Linked DNA regions of Homo sapiens: region 2 is linked to region 1. A link is a contact called in ENCODE Hi-C or POLR2A ChIA-PET data. All regions are on one chromosome and are shown on one strand. The core of a region is the stretch at or near the end of the contact, and the rest is flanking DNA. Distances in the headings are between cores, read along the strand shown.

Region 1 (6,889 bases), core at 2,355-4,854:
CTATGCTCCTTACCCCTAACCCTCCCTGCCCCCCAACCTCTATTCCTATTCCTCCTCCTGGCTCACCTAGTCCAGCACAATAGGCTCCTCACTCTTGTGAGGCCCATGGAGCAGGCCTGTGTCTCAGAGCGTTTGCACTTGCTGTTCCCTCTGTCTGAAATGCTTTTCTGTATAGTTAGCAAGCCCTTTCAACTCTTTCAAGTCCTTGCTGAAATATCACCTTCCCAGCAGTGCTTTTCCTGGATGCCTATTATAGGCCAAAGGAGGCATGGGGCGCATGTGTCGTCCTCCATGCCCTCAAATTCTTATGTTAAGGTCCTAACCCTCGGCTTCTCAGAATGTGACTGTGACTAGATTTGAAGATAGGATCTTTAAAGAGGTGATAAAGTTAAAAATGAGGTCACTAGGTTGTGCCCTAATGCAGTATGACGGGAGTCCTTATTAGAAGAGGAGATGAGGGCACAGGTAGAGAGGGAAGACCAACTGAAGACACAAGGAGGGGCCATCTACAAGCCAAGGAGAGAGGACTCAGCAGGAACCAACCCTGCCGACATTGTGATGTCAGACTTGTAGCCTCCAGAACTGTGAGAGGATAGCTTTCTGTTATTTAAGCCACCCAGTGTGTGGGGCTTTGTGGTGGCAGCCCTAGCAAACGAATACAATGCCCTAATTAGGATTCACCCGACTCCCACTCCCTCTATCTCTTTTTTTTGTTTTATTTTCTCCAAAGCCGTTATCATTATCTAACATATGATATATTTCATTTGTGCATTTTGTTTGCTATTTATCTCCCTTTGCTAAAATCTAAGCTCTATCGGAGCAAGGATTTTTGTCTGCTTGTTCGTTGCTGTTACCTCAGTTCCAAACAGTGACTGGTCCATGGTATGTGCCCAATAAATACCATCGGGTTACCGGAGACACCTCCCTACCATCACCACAGAATGCCCTGTGGGACAAAATAGACTATAGGGCTATTTGGGCCATGAGGAGGAGGAAGAAGAAATGTGGGGACATTTGGCATAAAATGATGAGCTCTGCTTTCGGAGGGCTTCTCTGGAAGCTTCTTCTTGATCCTCTTCTGAGATTGGGCAGCCACAAATAGTTCTTTATCTCCTAATTTTGCCTTAGACATCTACAGAACCCACAGTGGGCATCCCCTCCCCTGCCTTCATCATTGTTTCCTGTCTCTCCTCTGCATTTCAAACCAAAGCAGAGGGTAGGAGGGCAGATGAGCTGAGTGTCTGGGTTAGATAGGAGCCTCTAGTGCAGCCCTGTGTTGGCTGATGCCGATGACTTTTCTTCTCTCTCTCTCTCTGCATCTTTTCTCTCATAACTTCCTACACACCATCTGTTCCCTTTACTGCAGTTAAATATGTCTGTGTTTCTTTGTATTACAGGCCTAGGTGCTCTCTGATGGTGGGAATCCACTAATAAGAGGTGTCCAGTTCTTCTAGCAAACTTGTCAGTGCTCATGTCTTCCATGGGTTGTGCCCTGAATCAATGCATTTATTAATTCTTTCAAAATGCAAAATAAAAATTATGTGTTGAGCCTCTACTAGGTGCCAAGAGATATCTTGTCTATGCCCCTTACCCCCATCCCTTGCCCCCCCTACAAACTCTTACCGTTATGGAGCTTAGATTCACATAGGAAATTGGCTCAGCCCAGGTTCCCCAGAAGATAGAGCATGAGGATAAGTTTCTGTGCTGAAGCTCTATTAGGGAAGAGTGAGAGTGATGGAAAAAAGAAATTAGGTCAACCAGGATGGGGAGCAAGTTCATGGCAATGCATAAGTGATCTAGCCAGTGCTTTATGAAGAGAGACAGCCAGCCTCTTGGCCATGTAGGATGTCTCCACAAAGGCTATGCAGAAGCATGCCTTGGGTCAGACCAGGGGAAGGAGAGAGGGGAATGAAAGTTAGATGCCAGCTTCCTCGCCTGCTCTAGGAGGAGTTAACTTCTTCAACCTCTGGATGGTACCTGCTCTCTTTAGCAGCCAAGGGGAAGGTAAATTCCACAACCTATTCCATGGCACTTTATCTGAGTCCAGAGTGGAAGAAAGAGCCAGAGATGATCACTGCAGTGGCAGCAGTGGAGCAAGACAGACCAAGAGAATCTGAGATGGTTCCCATGATGATACAGAGATTTATTGTCTATTGTAATAAAAAAAAACTTATTGTTATCAAAAATGGCTAACAGCAAGGTAGGTTCATCAATATAACAAACATATCACTCTGGTGGGAGATGCTGATCATGGGGTAGTCTATGCATCCATGGGACAGAGGGTGTTTATGGGAAATCTCTGTACCTTCTGTTCAGTTTTGCTGTAAACCTAACACGCCCTATTTATAAAATGGCTAACAAGATAAAATGCTACGATAGTCACGATTTTATTTTATTGTTCTGCAATAACAACTGTGGTTGATATGGAAATTTAATGCAATTTTTGTTAACTCTGGGTCACACCCAGTGCTGAATTTATCTGCCATCTGCCACTCATAACAGATCTTAATAGTTGCCCTCATAACAGATCTTAATAGTTGCCCACAAAACCAATGTCTTTTAATCTTAATCATGGAATTTTGTTTGGGTGTCAGTGTGTGTAGTGCCAGGAGATGAACTGTGGATGATCTAAGCCCAAAGTCAGCAAATCATGACGCAAATCTGGCCTGTAGCTGGTTTTTGTAAGGCTTATGAGCTAAGAAGGGTATTTACACTTTTAAGGGGCTGAGAAGAAGGAGAAGGAGGAAGGAAGATAAGGCGGGAGGAGAAGGAGTAGGGGAAAAGAAGAGGAGGAGAAGGAGGAAGAAGAGAAAGACAAGGAGGGGAAGAAGAAGAAATATACAACAAAGACCATATGTGGCCCACAAAGCCTAAAATATTTACTATTTTTCCTTTAACAAACAAAAATCTTGTCCATTCCTAATCTAAGCCAATGATCAGAATGAACATATGAGACATATTTGACCAAACAGATTATGAGGGGATTTCTGCCTATAGGGCAGGTCCATTTGGAGGGAGGGCAAATCAGCATCTCCCTGGGCTCCCCGCCTGGGGAGAGGGAGAGGAGCTTGGTCGCGGTGCACCTTATTTTTCATTTCTGAGTATCATTAAAATTCAATTTAAACAATTATTCTTCCAGCCAAGATGGAAGTGATTTAATTTCTCCATGAGGATAGGTGTACTTCTCATTTTAAGGACAAGGAATTTTCCATGCAAAGGTTCTGGGGCAGTGAAGAGCAGATCACATGCACTCTGTAGACAAGCCCCATTGGAACAACCTTCTGAAGATGAAAGCCTGGAGAGTTTGGCAAAACCATGGGAAGAAAGCTCAAGATGATTCAACCATGGCTTTAAACCGCAGGGTTCCTAGCAGCCTTCACATGTCAGCAATTATCAATAAAAGCAATCCAACTAGGCTGTAGTTGGGTCTCCTACAGTTTGAGTGTTCCCTTTGAGGGAACACCTCTTGTCTGGCTGTGTCAGAAACAACTTAATTGCTGTGTATTTAGTTTTTTGAATGGATTTTACTCCACACCATCAGTGGCACCAGCTTTCGTATCATTCCTGTGAGCACCTGGTGGTGGGAAGTTTTCATGAGTATCAGCTGCCTAAACTCACCAAAGAGAAAGTGAAAGTACACAGCGTTGATGGAATTGTCATATCAGCCTGTAGCAGGTTAGGGGCTGAGGCCCGGTATGAGCCCAAATCCTGTTAGTCCACCAAGCTCCCTTTGCATAAGTCCCATCAAGAACTGCGTTTCCAGGGACTAGAAATAGAAAACTGAAGAGAATTAATGTTACCAGCTACTGGCCGTTTCCCACTGCATTGCCCACACAAGCTGTGCTCTAGCCACACGGACTTGTGGCCCTCGCCTGAGCACTCTATCCACTTTCACATCCCCAACTCTTTGCTCATCTGGGTCCTTGGGTCCAGAAAGCCATTCAATCCTTTGTGTATCCATCTCAAGCATTTACTGAGCACCTATAAAGTGCCAGGCATTTTCAGGGTATAGGGGCTTAAATGTAGGCAACAGTTTCTGTCCTTAAAAATTCTCAAGATAGACACATAACAAGGGATTAAACTACAGTGTGATAAATGCTAAGAGAGATGTAAATTATACCTTGAGAGCCCTGAAGATGGAGCAATTAACTACGGCTGGATTGCAAAGGGGAAGAAAAAAGGGAAATTTCACAGTGTTGTCATTTGAACCCATTTAAATCCTTCTTGTCCTCCAAAAGATCAGCTTAAATGCAACCTTCGGTGCCTTCCCAATGATGATTGTCATCTTGTTGGTGCCTCACTGGTAGCACATGTCAGTCCACTTGTGCCCTAGGCTGTTGCATGCCTGTCTTCCTCGCAAGACAACTGCAGACTCCTTCAGGGCAGCATCCAAATAAAATCTGACCTTGTGTTTTCAAAGCCCATCCCACAGGATCTTGTATATCCTATGATCTAAAAAATCGTTTAGGAACTAAATTGAATTGAAATTTCTAAGGCTTTCACTGAGACAAGCAGCAATGTAAGAGTTCTAAAATTCCTGGGCAGTTACTGTGCTTAAAAATAGCATCTGTGGCGATGGCAAGATGAAAATGTCACAGATGAAAGAACAGCTCACAAAAGCACCTCACAGCCTGTGAATTTCAAAAAGAAACAGTGCCTACTGGTAAGGACTCAGCTGGTCAATTTCTAGGTGCTATAGAGATTAAACTGCACACACATGGCTAACATAAGATTCAAGATGCAGAGAATGAACCCAGATGGTTAAGCCCCATAGAAACAATGAAGGGACTGTGACTAATAGAAACACGTTGGGTCACCCTGAATATTTTTAGTAGCTGTAACAAGAAAAGAGGAGGAAGATGGGCCACACACAACAGAATCAGCCAAAATGCAAGGTTAAGAGGAGTCAGAATTATTCCAGTGAAAGAATCTCTCATCCTGTAGCTTGCATAGTAGCCCAAATTAAACAAAGATTCCTATGAATGCCCTTGGATGCTGCAGAGAGGGAAGAGCAAACACAGAAAGGAGCAAGGGCACTCCTGGGACTGAGGGGCAGAAGGGAATTTTAGGCTCCTGTAGGCGATAGTGCACATTGGCCTCAGCACCTCTACTTCTTTGTGGAGAAAACTGTTGGAGAAACAGGAAAACAAAATATTAAACAGTATTTAAATTTTAGAAATCAAAATACTGTTGTTTCCAAGTTTGTTTTGTTACAGGATCAAAAATTTACACACGACTCAGACACACCCAAAATTGGTTTTATTTATTGTCCATAAATGATTTCACCTAAATTCCCAGACTCCATCCTGCTGCTGGGTGGGAGTTGGGGAGGGGCGGGAAATGGAAGGGGGAAGAAGAGTAAATAGGGCAGAGTCCCAGTAGAAAATGTATGCTACGTTCAAACTGGGGAATGGATAAGAGTTTAATAATAGATTGATTTTCTTAAGGCATTGTGTTAGTGTGTGCTGCTATAACAAAATACCACAGACCAGATAATTTATAAAGAACAGACATTTATTTCTCACAGTTCTGGAGGCTGGGAAGTCCAAGATCAGGGTGCCAGCAGGTTTGGTGTTTGGTGAGGGCTGGCTCTCTCTCTGCTTCCAAGATGGCGCCTTGTTGTTCATTCTCCAGAGAAGACGAATGCTGTGTCCTCACAGGGTGAAGGTGGAATGGAAAAAAAAGGGCCTAACGCTGTGTGGAGTTTCTTTTAAAAGGGTCTGAATCCCATTCAGGAGGGAGAACCCCTCATGACTTAATCACCTCCTAAAGGTCCCACATCTTAATACTATTGCATTGGAGATAAAGTTTCAACATGAATCTTGGAGGGAACACAAACATTCAAACCATAACAGGTGTGGAAAGAGCTCAAGGAAACCAACAAGAAATAGTGCAATTCCCTGAGACTAACAACAGCTAGCTGGCTGTTGAAGTAAGGGTTGAGAGTGGTTTTCAGAACTAACAAAGATATCTATATGGAGAAGGGCTGTCTGCAAGAGCTGAGGCTTTTGGTAGAAGTACATAGCCAACCAGCATGGCAGCCTGGCAGGAGAGCTCCAAGGGATTAGATACTCTGACCTTATCCTCCCCACCCCCCAGCCCACCCTTCGATCTCCCGGTACTTCTTCCATTAGCCAAATACAATCAAAAGCCAGGGAGCTTGCATGTATATGAACCAATCCATATACGTCAGCCTCTTTGGGCACCAAGTAGAGTGGAAAAGTACAGAATATGGATCTGGAGGGCCAGATGGACACCTTGCATCCCTTGTGTCTTCAGCATCCACTCTTATCTTTATCCAGGTGAAAAATGTGTATTGGCAGCCTAGGAAACATATAGAATCTCATCAGCTACCATATCATTATAGGATGATGTCATTGTGGTCATATTCCCACCTGAAAACAAAAATATTAGCCACCACAAGTACTCTTCAAATAAAAGGGAGGAAAGGAGGGGAGAAGACAAACAATGAACAGAAATCCTATCTGCTACAGCTCCTGCTTTTATAGCAATTCGAAAGACCCAAGTTAACAAGTGTGGATTCTTTCTTCCACCACCGCTTTATTTTTCCCTTACCCTCTGCCTGTACCACAGTAGAATGGAGTCCTTTGCCTGGTAAAGTGACTTAAACCCTCATTCCCATAGAAACGGAATGCTTAATGATTCTGTCTCTTCTGAGTTGATGCAATTTTCCAATGAAAATACTCCTGAACAAGGGGCTGTTACAAGAAAAATCCAGTGAATCTCCTCGGTTCAGGCAGAAGATAAATTCACTGAGGCTGTGTTTGCCTCCGAGACAAGAGGACTTCAGCCTTCAACCCTTGGTATTACTTCATTCTCCTCATCTAAGTGTCTTCACTCAAATCTTAAAAACTTCCTTTCAGAAAAA
Region 2 (6,889 bases), core at 2,820-5,319, 300 kb after region 1:
GCTTGAGACCAGCCTGGCCAACATGGCGAAAACTCATCTCTACTAAAATTAAAAAACTTAGCCGGGCATGGTGGCTCACACCTGTAATCCCAGCACTTTGGGAGGCTGAGGTGGGCGGGTCACGAAGTCAGGAGATTGAGACCATCCTGGCCAACATGGTGAAATGCCATCTCCACCAAAAATATTAAAAAAAATTAGCTGGGCGTGGTGGCACGTGTCTGTAGTCCCAGCTACTTGGGAGGCTGAGGCAGGAGAATCACTTGAACCCAGAAGATGGAGGTTGCAGTGCATCAGGATCGCACCACTACACTCCAGCCTGGGCGGCAGAGCAGATTGCGTCTCAAAAAATAAAAATAAAAATTAGCCAGGCATGGCGGTGCACGTCTGTAATCCCAGCTACTCAGGAGGCTGAGGCAAGAGAATTGCTTGAACCCGGGAGGTGGAGGATACAATGAGCTGAGGTCGCGCCACTGCCCTCCAGCCTGAGTGACAGACCAAGACTCTGTCTGAAAAAAACAAAAACAAAAACAAACAAAAACAGACAAGTAATATCAAACAAAAAAAAAATGGAAGCAATATGGTATGAAGTAGAAAAAAAGTTCCATTCTCCCAAAACAATGCATTTAAATTAGTTCTGAAATAACTTCTCCTAACTATCCATAATACGATGCTAAAGAAATTTGTGTTATTTGTTCTCATTTTGAACACCATTTTTGTGTGTGTTTGTTTTTTGAGAGGGAGTCTTGCGTGTCGCCCAGGCTGGAGTGCAACAGCACGATCTCGGCTCACTGCAGCCTCTGCCTCCCAGGTTCCAGCGATTCTCCTGCCTCAGCTTCCCCAGGTAGCTGGGATTACACGCACAACACCTTGCCCAGCTAATTTTTGTATTTTTAGTAGACACGGGGTTTCACCCTGTTGGCCAGGCTGGTCTCGAACTCCTGACCTCAGGTAATCCTCCCACCTCAGCCTCCCAAAGTGCTGGGGTTACAGGCATGAGCCACTGTACCCGGCCTGAACACATTTATTAATATATTCCCCATTCATAATTATGCTTTCAAATAAATTTTAAGGCCAGGCACAGTGGCTCACGCCTGTAATCCTAGCACTTTGGGAGGCCAAGGAGGGCAGATCACTTGAGGTCAGGGGTTCAAGACCAGCCTGGCCAACATGGTGAAACCCCGCCTCTACTAAAAATACAAAAATTAGCCCAGGCGTGGTGGCACATGCCTGTAATTCCAGCTACTCAGGAGGCTGAGGCAGGAGAATCCCTTGAACCCAGGAAGTGGAGGGTGCAGTGAGCTGAGATTGCACCACTGCACTCCAGCCTGGGTGACAGAGTGAGACTCCGTCACAAAAAATAAATAAATAAATTTTAAAACAAAAGTAGTATTAAATCTTGTCAAATCTTGTAAACAGGTATTACTATCTAGCTTCCGCCACATAATTTTTTTCTTAAATTAAAAAAAAAAAAAAATGTGTTGAACTGGGTGTGGTGGCATAAGCCTGTAGTCCCAGCTACTTAGAAGGCTGAGACAGGAAGATCACTTCAGCCTAGGAGTTTGAGGCTGCAGTGCACTATAATTTTGCCTGTGAATAGCCACTGCACTTCAGCCTGGGCAACATAGCAAGACTTCATCTCTTAAAAACAAAAGTGAACTCATGCTTTTAATTACCCTAGCATGCAACCTAATAATGCTATTAACCCAAACTAAAATACAACATCAAAACATTTCTCCATATCAAAACTGAACTCTACTATTCTATCGTTTAATTGAATCTCTAGATTCACTTTGGTGTAGAGAGACTATAATAGTGAATTTTTTTCTTGCAAAGTATTCTGACAGGTATAATGTGATCATCATTTACATGATCCAAGATTAGGCTGATAATAAAAAGGAATTAGTTCAAAACACCAGCCTTAGAATCCCTCAGTACGTGTTTCCTTTATAAAAGTAACTACATTATATTTGTAGTGGCCTATGAGGATTTTGATAATCTCTGCAGCTTAGATGCTGAATGAAATGCATTCAATGATTCAATAAATACTTATTGTGCTCTGATTATGTGCCAGGCATCCTACAGCTTGAGAAACAGAGATGAATAAGGCACACTGGGTTCCTGTTTTCTTGGTCTTCATATCACAATGGTTGGCAGGCAGACCACAAACAAGTAAAAAATAAAAATATTCAAGATCACTTCAGATGATAATAAGTGTTGTGAAAGAAATCCAAAGGGTGACATGCAGGGGAAAACTTTATAAGGCGTGATCAAGGACAGTATCTCTTGAGGGGGAGATGCAATCTGAAACTTTGGGTCAGAAAATTCCAGTTGGAGGAAATATCTAACATATATTGAATCATTTCCTTAGGTCAGTGGTCCCCAGCCTTTTTGGCACCAGAGCCCGGTTTCGTGGAAGACAATTTTTCCACAGACAGTGGGGGATGGAGATGGTTTTGGGATGAAACTGCTCCACCTCCGATCATCAGGCATTCGTTAGATTCTCAAAAGGAGTGTGAAATCTAGATCCCTCACATGCGCAGTTCACAATAGGGTTCAGGCTCCTATGAGAATCTAATGCCGCTGCTGATCTGACAGGAGGCGGAGCTCAGGCAGTAACGCTCCCTCACTCTCCGCTCACCTCCTGCTGTGCGGCCCAGTTCCTAGGAGGCCACAGACCATGCCCTGGGGTTTGTGGACCCCTGCCTTGGGTGATATCCCATTATTTTTGTACCCAGAAACCCCTAAGACACACTGTAAACCATGATCAAATATATTTCTACCCTTTGTCCATTGGCTTCAACTGTGGTCCTCTAGGTTTGATCCTAGAATAGATATGATGATCGTGTGCAAAGTGTTCAATATGCTGACTCACCTTCATTTGCACTCTAGCAACCTTGGCTAATGAAGAATCATTTGGGGAATATTAGATACCATTTTGACCCTTAATTTATCCTTCATTCTCAGGGACTTTGAATTAATTTTGAAAAACTAGTGTTGAAATGTAAGGTTAGGATCTCAAAATTCTTTGTTAGTCTACTAAAGAATCATTTTTTTCCGTCAATTAGCCTCTTAAATTCACATTAGCCAGACATGGTGGTGGACCCTGTGGTCCCAGCTACTTCAGAGGCTGAAGCAGGAGGATCACTTAAGCCCTTGAGGTTGAAATTACACTGAGCTATGATCGTACCACTCCACTTCAGCCTGGGCAACACAGCAAGACCCTGTCTCTAAAGAATAATAATAATAAATTAATAATTTAAAAAACATTATGTTGAAGTCTGGCCAGTTCAATGACTGGAAAAGCAACCATGATATCTTGTATTTATAGAGTCCTGTTTCCAAGTAACCATCCATGAAGCAGCTTAAGACTATCCACAGTAGCTTCCCACCCATGACAGCAGTGATTCTGCCCATAAACTAGCTGGTTTACCCAAGATTCCATCAGAGGCCCTCTAGCTCCCACAAAGATTTCATTAAAAGATATCAATAAAATCTAAACTATTTTATTTTTGGCAAAAGTCTTTTGGTAAAAGGCATTTTTGGTAAAATATCTATTTCATACTTTATTCTTGCTCTTCAAACTTCCAACATATTTGTTATTCTTCTAGCTGCTGAGAGTCTTATTGTTTTGCTGAGAAAATAAATAGAGGCAATCAGAAAAGAGCTTCCAAAGACTACATCAAAAAACATGTCCCCGTGAGCACCTAGAGGCCTCCCCATAATTTCTAAAAAAAAAAATCCTACAAGTTTATTTTTAGAGTCTGTTTGCCTCCAGTCTTAGGTCCATACATGTTAACCTTGATATACTCAATTGATCTAGACACAAGCCCAACCCTTACCCACGCTTCTACCAAAAAATAAAATAAAGTAAAATAAAAAATTAGTTGCATCAAGTACTTAGCCAGCTCAGTCATTTTAGCAAAGGCTTGTGCGGGAGGATGGAGAGGAAGAGTCACGTTGAGAAGATGTTCTCTGATTGGCTCCAATGCTCCTCCCCTCCCAGGCCCTCTGGACGCCCTTGCAAGTTACAGCCAAATTGCTCCCTTTGTCTCAGAAACATTCCGCCCACACCCTGGCCCCTCCTGGGATCTCTTCTACTTTAGAAGCTCTTATCAGGGTATTTTTCAGAGTAATTACATTTCCCTTTCTGAAGGAATTCTGGTGCCAACTGTTAATAAAATAACATTCCTCCTCCTTATTACATGGGATGCACCAATTTTTATCCTGGAGCAGCTTCCAGTGTTAGAATAGACAGCAGGAGATTTCATGTATTTTAGAGCTTAGTAAACTTAACTTTTACCAAAAATAAAATAGTTTAAAAACAAAATGGAGCCGCAGGGAGGAGTACTTAGAGGGGCGGAGCTAACAAGTGGTTTTCCACGTTTGCTCAAAGTGGGGGCTGTTGATGTGTGTGGTTTGTCACCGCAGGCTTCCAGAGCCAAGTTACATAAAAGAGCAGTCCCTTTCACTTTCTAAAGGATTGTATTTTGCTGCAAACTGTGACCATGCATAATGAGCTTTTGATACATTTCTTTTAAAGTGCATGGTATAACCATAGGGTTTTGCATTTTCGGGTCCTCCCCTCTTAATTGAAGGACTGGCACACACAAGATGACATCACAAATTCCTTAGTTTCATTAAAAACAGTGACTACTCTATCCACTTAAGTTATGAGAATTGCTTTTCTAAAGGAAATACATTTATCGGGAGCCACAGAAATTTTCTAAATATAGGGTAGCTTCCTGAAACAGTAGAAGCAAGTGCCTTCAGGACAGTTTATTTATATAATTTAATGGAATTTGATTCCTTTGAAATTGGCAAGTAAATATAAGTAAAGGGAAAGCTGTCTGTTATTTTTTATGGAAGTATTTCATGAAGATCTTAGGTTTCATATCATTACACATTCCTTGGCTCAGTTGATAATGGGCACGTAAACTACTTTATGCAATTGAAAGGGGTATACTTTTCACATAATTTGGGGGTGTGATTATTATTCAAATATATGTGCCTAATTATTACAAACACCCTTAGAATTAATTTATCTGGGCCAGTATTTTCATGATTAAATCCCTCCCCCAATCCTTTCTTGACCCCTGCTTGGTAATTAAATCACATTTTATTATAACAGTGCTTCTTAATAAGACAGTCAATTCTTGCAGTGTCCCTGCAATAAAATGCTCTTCCAGAGCACAGTCTGCACCATCTAGATGATTTCTACAGCCAGTACCAAAGGGCCATTTGTCCCAGGCAGGCATTGAATGACCGTACCCTTTTTAAAGCAGTTCTCCTTAGCAAATGCCCAGTTTATGAGGCCTTTCTACTAAGGGAGGAGACCACCCCTCATATTTTCTTATGCCCAATTTCTGCCTCCAAAGAAAGAAGAAGTAAAAACTAAAAGGCAGAAATGAAATCCACAGTCAGACAGCCCTGCGCCACACCCTGGGCCTGGTAGTTAAAGATTGACCCCTGACCTAATCGGTTATGTTATCTATAGATTACAGACATTGTGTAGAAAAGCACTGTGAAAATCCCTGTCCTGTTATGTTCCGTTCTAATTACCGGTGCATGCAGCCCCCAGTCACATACCCCCTGCTTGCTCAATCAATCACAACCCTCTCATGCAGACCCCCTTAGAGTTGTGAGTCCTTAAAAGGGACAGGAATTGCTCACTCGGGGAGCTCTGTTTTTGAGATGTGAGTCTTGCCGATGCTCCTGGCCAAATAAAGCCCTTCCTTCTTTAACTCGGTGACTGAGGGGTTTTGTCTGTGGCTCGTCCTGCTACATTTCTTGGTTCCCTGACTGGGAAGCGAGGTGATTAACAGAAGGTCAAGGCAACCCCTTAGGCGGCTTAGGCCTGCCCTGTGGAGCATCCCTGCAGGGGACCCCAGCCAGCTTGAGTGACGTGGATCCTGAGAGCGCTCCCAGGTAGGCAATTGCCCCAGTGGAACACCTAGTCAGAGTGGTGCATGGCAGGCCCCTGCAGAGGATCAACACAGTGGCTGAACACCAGGAAGGAACTGGCACTTGGTGTCCGGACATCTGAAACTTGGTAAGACTAGTCTTTGGAACTTGCACACTCCTTTGGAGTGGAAGCGTGGCCTGATAACCCACGGCATGCCTGTACCAGCACTTTGGTTTTTGTTTTTGACTTGACTTGGATTGCTTGATACTTTGGTTTTGGTTTTGACCTGGCTTGGATTGCTTGATACTCTGATTTTGGTTTTGATTCTGGTTTGGTGTAAACTGTAAAAGTGTGTGTGTACCCTTTTTACCCATTCTTTGTTTTGTGGTGTGCGTGTGGTGTGAACTTGGTGTTTTGCCTCAAGGAAGCATGGGTCAGGCACAAAGTAAGCCCACCCCACTAGGAACTATGTTGAAAAATTTCAAGAAAAGATTTAAGGGAGACTATGGAGTACTATGACACCAGGAAAACTTAAAACTTTGTGTAAGATAGACTAGCCAGCATTACAGGTGGGTTGGCCATCAGAAGGAAGCCTGGATAGGTCCCTTGTTTCAAAGGTATGGCACAAGGTAACCTGTAAGCCAGGGCACCCAGACCAGTTCCCGTACATAGACACTTGGTTACAGCTGGTTTTAGACCGCCCCGCCACAGTGGCTGAGAGAACAGCAGCATAAGCGGCTAGCAGAGGCAAGGAAAGACCAGCAAAGAGAGAGAGAGGAAGAGACAGAGAAACAAAGAGGGAGTCAAGAAAAGAGAGAAAGAGAGAGAGAGGCAGAGAGAGAGGAAGAGACAGAGGCAAAAGGAAAGTCAAAAAGAGAGAAAGAACAAAAGAAAGAGAAAGAAAGAGAAAGAAAGAAAGAAAGAAAGAAAAAGAAAGAAAGAAAGAAGAGAAAAGAAAGAAAGACAGAAAGACACAAGTAGTTAAGG

What was found. A loop is a pair of places that touch in the nucleus more often than their neighbours do. ChIA-PET counts read pairs that join two places held with the same protein, here RNA polymerase II (POLR2A). Pooled maps may share reads with other maps.
Region 2: a loop to region 1 is called in a pooled map, with 2.0 times the contacts of the local background. The contact joins two enhancer-like sites. A Hi-C loop is called at or near these places in 3 of 50 pooled maps. POLR2A ChIA-PET finds 5 or more read pairs at or near these places in 2 of 52 experiments (OCI-LY7 and activated CD8-positive, alpha-beta memory T cell).

What each region holds. Positions count from the first base shown.
Region 1 is chr12:68,233,132-68,240,020 of GRCh38, forward strand. No RefSeq gene overlaps it. Among named protein-coding and RNA genes, the nearest start is that of IL26, 11 kb to the left of the region's middle. Within about 2 kb of position 3,605, at least 7 of the 41 ENCODE cell types and tissues checked have a DNase peak (open chromatin) inside an H3K27ac peak, as active enhancers do.
Region 2 is chr12:68,534,907-68,541,795 of GRCh38, forward strand. No RefSeq gene overlaps it. Among named protein-coding and RNA genes, the nearest start is that of RAP1B, 73 kb to the right of the region's middle. RefSeq lists an enhancer at 3,701-4,663. Within about 2 kb of position 4,070, at least 18 of the 41 ENCODE cell types and tissues checked have a DNase peak (open chromatin) inside an H3K27ac peak, as active enhancers do.